3 separate regions of the Homo sapiens genome follow, and regions 2 and 3 are each linked to region 1. The links are chromatin contacts, found by Hi-C or POLR2A ChIA-PET in ENCODE. All regions are on one chromosome and are shown on one strand. The core of a region is the stretch at or near the end of the contact, and the rest is flanking DNA. Distances in the headings are between cores, read along the strand shown. Region 1 overlaps LOC107984486 (a long non-coding RNA gene). Region 2 overlaps ETV6 (ETS variant transcription factor 6). Region 3 has its middle 90 kb from the start of BCL2L14.

Region 1 (2,872 bases), core at 111-2,610:
TCAGTTTCATCTGTAAAATGGATACATTACCTATGAGGTAACATATACCTCATAGGTCTGTCGTGACAATTAAATGAGATAATATATGTAAAGCACTTTAACACAGTGCAAGGCACATTGTAAGCTTTAATAGGTGTAAACTATTATAATTATGCAGCAAGAGACCTAGTGTAATCAGCACTTGATATATGTTTGGTAAGTTTGTTTGTGTGAGACAGTGTCTCACTCTGTCACCGACACTGGTGTGCAGTGATCATAGCTCACTTGCAGCCTCGACCTCCCAGGATCAAGCTGTCCTTCCACCTCAGCCTCCCAAGTACTATACTCCCTGGGACTATAGGCGCACACCTTCACACCCCGCTAAATTGTTTTGTATTTTTGTAGAGAAAGGGTCTCACTGTGTTTCTCAGGCTAGTCTTGAATTTTTGGGCTCAAGCGATCCACCCACTTCAGCCTCCCAAAGTGCTGGGATTATAGGCATGAGCCACCGTGCCCAGCCTAAGTATGTTGATGAATTCATCTTATTCAGATGATCTTAACTTCCCATTAATTTTTGCTATGTACATTCTTATGCCACCCTTCCTCCAGACAGGCTGACTGCTTTGGTTTTCCATGAATATATCTTTCACTTTTCTTGCCTTTGATAATGGTTTCCTATTATAATTTATAATTCATCACATGAAATAGTAGGTACTATATCATTTCTAGAATGTCATAATTTCTCTTTCCTGCCAATCCAGATTCTTTCCATTTTTTAAGGTCTCTCCTAAACGTTGGCTTGGTGACACTTTCCCTCATTACTTCTGTACTTATCAGTGTCTCATTTTTCTGAACCAATTACCCTTGGCTTAGCACTTGATGCCATTAATCTGTCAGGTACACTTAGCTGCTGTTTCCTGTATATTCATTTTGTGTCTTCAGCTCAAATGAAAACAGTCCTCAATCCAGCCTTGTTTCAGAACATGCAGTAAATATATAGTGACTATTAAATCTATTAGATCCAACATTCTAGAATAATTTTTCAGGTCTACAGCCTCTTATCAAAAGACTGGCCTATGAGGGTGGGCAGAGGGTTTGGGAATAAGAAGTTCCTGCTGCATTGGACAAGGTCCTTTCGCCTCTGGGCCATGTTGTCAGCGAAGTACTTAAGCACAGGGGCTCCGAAGGTGAGGGGCTGGGAGTAGACCATCAGACCATCCCTGACACAGACAGGAAAGTGTCCCCATTCAAATCTCATTCTTGCTGTGACAGGCTTTGCCTTTAACTAGTTTCTCAAACTTCTTGTACTTTTACACAACATTTGCCCTACTGAGAAACTGGCTTTGCGTGAAACTTCCCATGGCTTGAAGCAAGTCCCCATGACGGTGTTTGCATACCACTGGGGTTTTGTTCCTCCCACACATGCCAATAAAGATGAAGTGGCACTAAGATGACGTGATATGAAGGACATCACTGCAGCCTGCAAAGCAGAGAATGTTTGAACTATGTCAAAGAGTCATACCAGGGTTTCACAATTACAGAAAAGGCCAAGAAAGACTAGTCAAGAATGCAAGGTGAATAACGTTGTCTCTGCTCCAGTTCTCACGGGTGCTGTAGCCCCCACTGAACGCCCATTTCTCTGCACTCCTGTAGTACATATCATCTGGACTACACAATTCAGTCCTGCATTATACAGTGTCCTTCAAAAATTGCTTTGTGTGTTGTGTTCTCCCAGCTAGTTGTAAGTTCCTGAGAATACAGACCACATCTTATACTTCCTTGCTATTGTATATAGAGCCTTGCAATACCATTTAACTCAGTGTTGGGCACAATAAAATTCTCAACAGTAAATGTTGATGGATTTGGTTTTGGAAATGTAAATTTATAAAAAGTGGCCCTGCAAAGGAGAATGAGAAGACTCACTTCCTTTTGAGGGCTGTGGGCCTGGGAGTCCCATCGTCATTTGCAGTGTTGCCAGCAGCAGCAGCCTTCTTTCACAGGACAGGGAGTCAGTACAGCACCAGTAAGACACGTGGTTTCATTGCTTTCCCACTCAGAAGAAGACCACTCAGCACAGTGCCGGAGACCCTGCCCTGATTCCCCTTTCTCCTCCCAACCACAAAGGCCATGCAGGTAGAACTTGAGGGGCATCAGAGATTATCTGACTGAACTCCCTTGTTTTGTAGATGAGGAAACAAGGCAAGAGCAGCTGAGGGTGGTGGAAAGCATATGCATGGGCTTTGGAGTTAGGCAGTACTGGACTCTAATCCCAGTGCTGTTACCCTTTAGCTGTGCGATTGTGGGAGAGTCTGTTAACATCTCAGAGCCTTGATTTCCTCATCTTTAAAGTGTAACAATGGCGACCCACAGGAAATGTTGTAAAAACTCAGGGAAATAATATATGCAAACACAGTGCTTGGCAATAATAGATGCTCAATACCTGTTGGGCTCTCTATTTTCCTTCTCTTGAGTCTCCTGCCCAAAGTCATAAAACAATTTAGTGCTAGCCTCTCCTGTTTTTCAAGCTGTTTTCTTTCAATCAGGTACTAAAGCTAACCTCCTACCCACTAGAAAATTAGGATCAACCATTAACACATTTTTTAATGCTGAAATTTATAACAAAATTTTTAATGCTCACCAGACGTGGTGGCTCATGCCTGTAATCCCAGCACTTTGGGAGGCCAAGGCAGACAGATCACCTGAGGTCGGGAGTTCGAGACCAGCCTGACCAACATGGAGAAACCCTGTCTCTACTACAAATACAAAATTAGCCGGGCGTGGTGGTGCATGCCTGTAATCCCAGCTACTTGGGAGCCTGAGGCAGGAGAATTGCTTGAACTCAGGGGGCAGAAGTTGTGGTGAGCCGAGATCACGCCATTGCACTCCAGCCTGG
Region 2 (2,872 bases), core at 162-2,661, 850 kb after region 1:
TATTTGAGATCACACTTCTTGTTTCGGAAATCAGGTAGTTAGCAGTTCTTGTTTTCGTTTTTCACCATATAGTGCAGTAAAGGGGAAAAGGGTAGACAAAAAAACAAGAAACCAGAAATATTACTTTGCAGAGACATTTCCACGTACCTCGAACTGCACTAGTTCTGCGACTGTGTGCTCAGTGTTGTCTTCTACCAGGTGATGCTAAAGATTTGCACTGAGCCATGCACACACTGCTGTCTAGGTCAATTCTTAAGGTAGCTGCCTAGATTTAAGGTAAGGACTGCAGGGTGGAACATCTTCTCTTTATGCAGAGCTACCTGAACTGGTCGCCTTCTTGGGTGACCCAACCATGCTGGTTTGTCTGGGACTGAAGGGGTTCCGGGGATGTGGGGTTTTCAGTACTAAAACTGAAATCCCAGGGAAACTGGGACAAGCCGGTTACCCTACTGCCTTCAGTAGGATCACATTTTCAACTGAGCTAATACATACAGACAGACAAAATGCATTTAGCTGGAAGTTTTAGCTGGTAGAATACCAGCTAAATGGTAGTTAACATTTTAATTTTTTAAGAAAATTAGCAAGATGCAAATTAATGACTATGAAGGGCTTTGAGCCCTTGGGGAGGAAGGTATTCTCAAAGTAGGAAGTGTTAAGTTCATAAAAGAAACAATATGAGAAGGCAGTGGGGCTTTTTCATACCTAACAAGTATGACTAAACCTGTAAACACTTCCTGTTCCGTCCCATGTTTTTCTGAAATTCGCTTTTCCTTAAAGGCCAATAAGACAGAAGAAAAAAAATTATTCTTTCTCTTCTCTTCTTAAGAATAACAGTGGGAAATTTCAAACCTCCAAAGACGTCTAAAAGTTTAATAAGCTCTTGCTTTTATATATAAATATTAAGGAGAAACAAACAACACTCACTTTTCTCCATAAGCATCCTGCATTCTTACTACATGAAATTTTGAGTACGTAGAAAACCATCTGATCAGGGAAGACAAATACTCACACTTAAGTAGCACTGACTTACTCCTCCACCTAGTTATATTTTCAATACAAAAATTTTTGCTTTAATTAAACACTGTGTTAGGTGCTGACAATGCAACACCGAATAAGAAGGACATACCTTTATTTCATACATCACAGTATCCTAAAGATCAAAACCTGCCTTTCTAGACTTAGTCATGACTCTTCTTATTGCAGTGGAGAAAGAGGGCTGCCCCTAACAGCAAAGCTCACACTTAAAATCATTTCTCCCCAGCAGCACTTCCCATTCACAAAGAGCAGTGCTACAAAAGGCAGCCTCACTTTCACCTGTTCTGGGTCACCAACTACACTGGAGGGGCTTGGCCTAGAATCGGGTAGAGGGGATGTGAAACCAAGGAGGGGGTTACACTGGGGAACATGTCACTGGGCCTCTACTCACAGAAACAGCTTAAAGCCACCTGTACCCACATTTGGGAAACGTGTGTCTCTGGTCTCCTGGAGGCATAAATTGAACATTATAATATTCTAGGGAAGAGCAAACAGCAACCCACTGAGGGGTCTTGGGCCATGGGAAAGTCTTCCATTCCTCTACTTCTGCTCTAAAGGGTTGATTGTTGTACACTCCAAAGCAAAAGAGGAAAATCAAACCCAGCTCAGAAGTCCGCCCACATTCTGCGGTGGAGAGAGTTGCCAAAACCATTCTCTGCACCTGTAGGATGAAGTCGCAGGTTCACAGAGCAGGGACAACTGTCAGATGTCCACCCCGCAACATGGCTCCCTCACAGGAGAGTCCACAGTTATGGACCTAGGTTCTCTGCTGGGCTGCGCTGGACAACCCGTCCTTAGAACTCTAAATCCTGCCTTTGCACAGGCTTCCTTGGAGCTCTCTGAGGCCTTGGTGACTTGCACCTTTGTGCACACTACAATTGGCTTCCTTGAGCTTGGCAACCCCAGAGCAGCAGCCTCATTGGACTTCTGTTTGTACAGGACTTGTCAAGCAGGTTATGCTGCTTTTCTGCCACCTTTCTTTCCAGACACCTCTAAAATGTAAAGTTATCAGGAAATAAGAGAGGGATAAGGTTTTCTCACCACAATCCCAGAGGCCTACAAAGGCTGCCTAGACCGTGGGCTTTGCTGAAGGCCTGCTGCTGGTCTCTTAAATGGTGAGGCATGTTTTTTAAGGATTGTAGAGGAAGAGTTGTCAAATATAAGGTCAGAGTCAAATGCACTGTGTTTCTATCATTACTGCTGGCCTCTTTACAGAGGGAGTAAAATGCACCCCTCGACGCTGGCAGCAAGTCCTCTGGTTGCATCAATAATTTTCGCTTGCACAGAAAAATCCCCCAGTAACGCATAGATGGTCATGAACTCCCCTTTCTATTTTGCAGACCTAGAAAGCGTGGTAGAGAGAAATTAAATGCCTTTGTGAATCAGCAAAAAACACATAGGGATAAAACCCAGGACAGCTGGTCTACCTGCTTTAACCCATGCATTCAGCACACCATGGGGAAAATAGTTATTTTTTCACTACAAAAGAGGTGACCTTCTACTTCAGACATGTAAGATAAAAAAATTTTTTAAAGATACGGTTGTTTTGTTGAGAGAACAATCAATAAAATAGTAATGCCCAGTACAGTTTTATCCAGAGGTCAAGGTAGTATCTAACCAAGGTCAAGACTGTATTGAGTCAAGAGTTCAAAGGCCACTATCTTCCCCATAGTATGAGTCAGTCAAACTGAGATTGCTTCAAGGTTAAGGAAGGAATCATCAAATTGCCAACAGTCATACCAAACAGGACAGGGAAATTGGCTATTCCTGTCACATCTCCTTTCCATTAATTATTAAGTAGTTGACTTAGGGAGCAACCCTCTCAGATTCGGGGAGA
Region 3 (2,872 bases), core at 186-2,685, 600 kb after region 1:
ATTTCTGAAAAATAAATGTATCTAGTCTGTTCCTTTGTTCTTGCTGCCTGGTAGCTTGTGTTCTATTCCTGTGAAGTTTAGGGGTATGAAATAAACTGTTCTTTTAGCTTAACTGATACAGAAGGCTTAACTCTCTCAAACGCCTCACATTTACCTGCGGTTGTCTAGAGAGCAAAAGATGGGGGATGAGTGTTCTGTCAATGGTTTTAACCAAGTTGAGCTCCTTCATTTCTTTCCAGCTTAGTTTCCATGAGGGCCTGCCAGGTACAATAACATACAGCAAGGACTAAAGAACCATACAGCTAGACAGTAATTTGTCTTCATGACATCACTGAGAGACATTCAGGCAAAAAGGCTGTTACTAGTGTGGGGGCATTGGCAAGAGGATCAGCTTTTGAAGTCTGGACAGTGTGGTTGGGGGCCAACAGTCTTGGGCTCTGCCACCAATTCTGTGGGGCCATGGGCAGGTTGCTCATCCTCTCTGAGGCCTCCATCTATTCACTGAAGGATAAAGATATTGACACAATCTCCATGGTCCTCCTAGGCTTTAACATGCCATGCATCTATTTATCTTGGGAAGATACATTATGAAGTCAGAAGGTCAGAGGATGGATAGAAGGTTATATGTATGGTAGAGTTGGAATTTCTTGTTTCTGAATGGCACTGTGGTCTTTTGGGTAAGCATGTTCTTTGCTGGGCGGTCTTGATTTTCTATGGGGAGGATTGAAAATCCAAGGGAAAGGAAAAGAGGGTTGACAGAAGAGAATGACTTCTTCCGGTGCCAAAAAAGCTCTGTTCCATAGCAGTAATAATTTCAACAACTGCTGTATCCTGTGTGACCTTGGTATCTCTTGGGGGGTAGAGTTGGAGAAGGAATGGTTCCTCAGTTTCTGATGCTGTTTTGTTGGCTTATTTCCTTCAAAAGCCTTCCCTTGAAAGCCTGGCTTAGTTTACAGTCAGCCAGCCTGACACTGGCTCTGAGCTAGTCCTGACCCATTCTGATAATGCCTAGGCCCCTCCCCACTGCCATGGTGATGGAGATGGGCTGAGGAGCTGGGTGGCATTTCTATCCTAGTGATACAAGAGTCCGTAGGGTTCTTTTGCCCTTCCAGAAATGACGCCAAGGGCAGGATTCCCAGGCGGCCACCAGGGAGCCAGATCTTGTTTTGTCTCCAGCTTGGTTGGCAGACTTAAGAGGCTGAGATGAGCATCTGAAGTTCGGAGTGCTTCAGGCTGATTCAAAACTTAAGCTGGGTTCTTTAAAATTTTGAGTGAATTGTCACCAACGTGCAAAATGTACATACGTGCTCTTTCAAAAATGACTAATCTCCACCCAACCACACTATTTCCTTTCTTGCTGCCCACATTTTAACACCACAAGGGTGGTTCTATTTATTGTCAATAAGGCACTGCTTAGATTTCTTAGATCTGAAAATGAAAATAAATGCCTCAGTTTGTATATGAAGTGACGTGAGTTATTATGCATGCAGAAAGTAATTGTGAAAAACTGGAAATAACCTAAACTTCCATCAATGGGGTGTTGGTTAAGTAATTTATGGTAATTTATAAATGAAATATAAGGCAGAATTTAAAATGATGATATAGACATATCTTTGTTGATGAGGAAAATTGTTCTAATGTGAAAAGTGGTATGTAATAGATGACCCCATTTTTGCAAAAATAAATAAATAAATAAATTGCATATACTGTAAATTTGAAAAAAATCTGTAAGCGAGAACTCACCTAGGCATTTGTAGTTGAGAGATGAGAACAAGAATTTCTGGTGTTCAAATGGCCTTAACATTTTCTCAGAGCCTTAAAATTTTCACGACACTGTTTAGGTAGCAGCACCTTGATTTCCAATGCCCAAAGTAGTCCATGTATAAAGGATTTGAATGGCAGCTAATTAGGGGTGATGGGGTTTTAGATGGTTGTGTTTTCTACTCACTAGATTGATTCCCCCCACACACAATAAGCATGTATTGCCTTTGAAATATAATAGTAAACATAAGATAATCAGGAGAACATCCTTTGCTTGTTATGTTTTGGTTGAAATTAATTTAAACCTCGTATAGTTCAAACTGCTACATCTCCTTCCTCCCCTCACTCCCCTTTTGTCTCTAAGTTCTTTATACTCAGTTATTTTGCATAATCGTGTCCCCTTCCAATTAATGGTGATGTCTTGACACATCGCAGGTTGGGAGGAACTTTCCAAAAAGAAAACTTGTTCTTTCTCTATTTAGCCTTATAATGCTGACTTCTTGGCATTCTGGCTCACCTGCAGGGGTTGTGCATGTGGTCTGGGAAGCCAAAGGAGAAAATCAGAAGTAGTCAGAAGAGGAACTGGTCAAGATTTAACCAGTGGAGATTTAACCATCACAGTGGATAATAGAATTGCTATTCTCAATTCATCACAGCACTTAAAGAGAATTATTCATCAACACCCTTGCTGTGACCTCATGGTGGGAGGAGTGTCCTTCTTGCCCCTTAACTTTGGGTTTGGCCAAAAAGAATACTTGTTAGATGTGATGGCAGAGGCTTGAAAAGAGCTTGCGCATTAAAGCTTGATCTTTTTGTATCTCAGTGACCATGATGGGAAGAACTTTCCCCAGGCAGCTGTTATCCACTCAGCTTAGGCCCAGAATGAACACGCTTGCCTACAGCTCAACCTATAGGCTGGAGCTAAGGACAGGTTGGCGTTAAGCACAGCCGAACTGTAGCCTTGCTCAGCCTAGAGCCGCTGAACCACAGTCAGTCTTGCAGACCTGTAGACGTGAGACTAAATTCTTGTGTTGTTGTTGTTGTTGTTTTTGAGACAGAGTTTCGCTCTTGTTGCCCAGGCTGGAGTGCAATGGCGTGATCTTGGCACACT

The links. Hi-C counts contacts between places; a loop is a spot of excess contacts on that map. ChIA-PET counts read pairs that join two places held with the same protein, here RNA polymerase II (POLR2A). Pooled maps may share reads with other maps.
Region 2: a loop to region 1 is called in a pooled map, with 5 times the contacts of the local background. The contact joins two enhancer-like sites. A Hi-C loop is called at or near these places in 1 of 37 single-sample maps with no recorded cell type and 2 of 50 pooled maps. POLR2A ChIA-PET finds 5 or more read pairs at or near these places in 1 of 52 experiments (GM12878).
Region 3: a loop to region 1 is called in a map with no recorded cell type, with 8 times the contacts of the local background. The contact joins two enhancer-like sites. A Hi-C loop is called at or near these places in 2 of 37 single-sample maps with no recorded cell type and 3 of 50 pooled maps. POLR2A ChIA-PET finds 5 or more read pairs at or near these places in 2 of 52 experiments (WTC11 and activated T-cell).

Annotation. Positions count from the first base shown.
Region 1 is chr12:12,581,640-12,584,511 of GRCh38, reverse strand. All of the region lies in intron 1 of LOC107984486 (a long non-coding RNA gene), which reads left to right. Among named protein-coding and RNA genes, the nearest start is that of DUSP16, 20 kb to the right of the region's middle. RefSeq lists an enhancer at 1,010-1,069. Within about 2 kb of position 1,360, at least 8 of the 41 ENCODE cell types and tissues checked have a DNase peak (open chromatin) inside an H3K27ac peak, as active enhancers do; they include GM12878, where a contact is called at or near this core.
Region 2 is chr12:11,729,475-11,732,346 of GRCh38, reverse strand. All of the region lies in intron 1 of ETV6 (ETS variant transcription factor 6), which reads right to left. Among named protein-coding and RNA genes, the nearest start is that of ETV6, 81 kb to the right of the region's middle. RefSeq lists enhancers at 1,482-1,581, 1,822-1,931. Within about 2 kb of position 1,411, at least 22 of the 41 ENCODE cell types and tissues checked have a DNase peak (open chromatin) inside an H3K27ac peak, as active enhancers do; they include GM12878, where a contact is called at or near this core.
Region 3 is chr12:11,979,799-11,982,670 of GRCh38, reverse strand. No RefSeq gene overlaps it. Among named protein-coding and RNA genes, the nearest start is that of BCL2L14, 90 kb to the left of the region's middle. Within about 2 kb of position 1,435, at least 5 of the 41 ENCODE cell types and tissues checked have a DNase peak (open chromatin) inside an H3K27ac peak, as active enhancers do.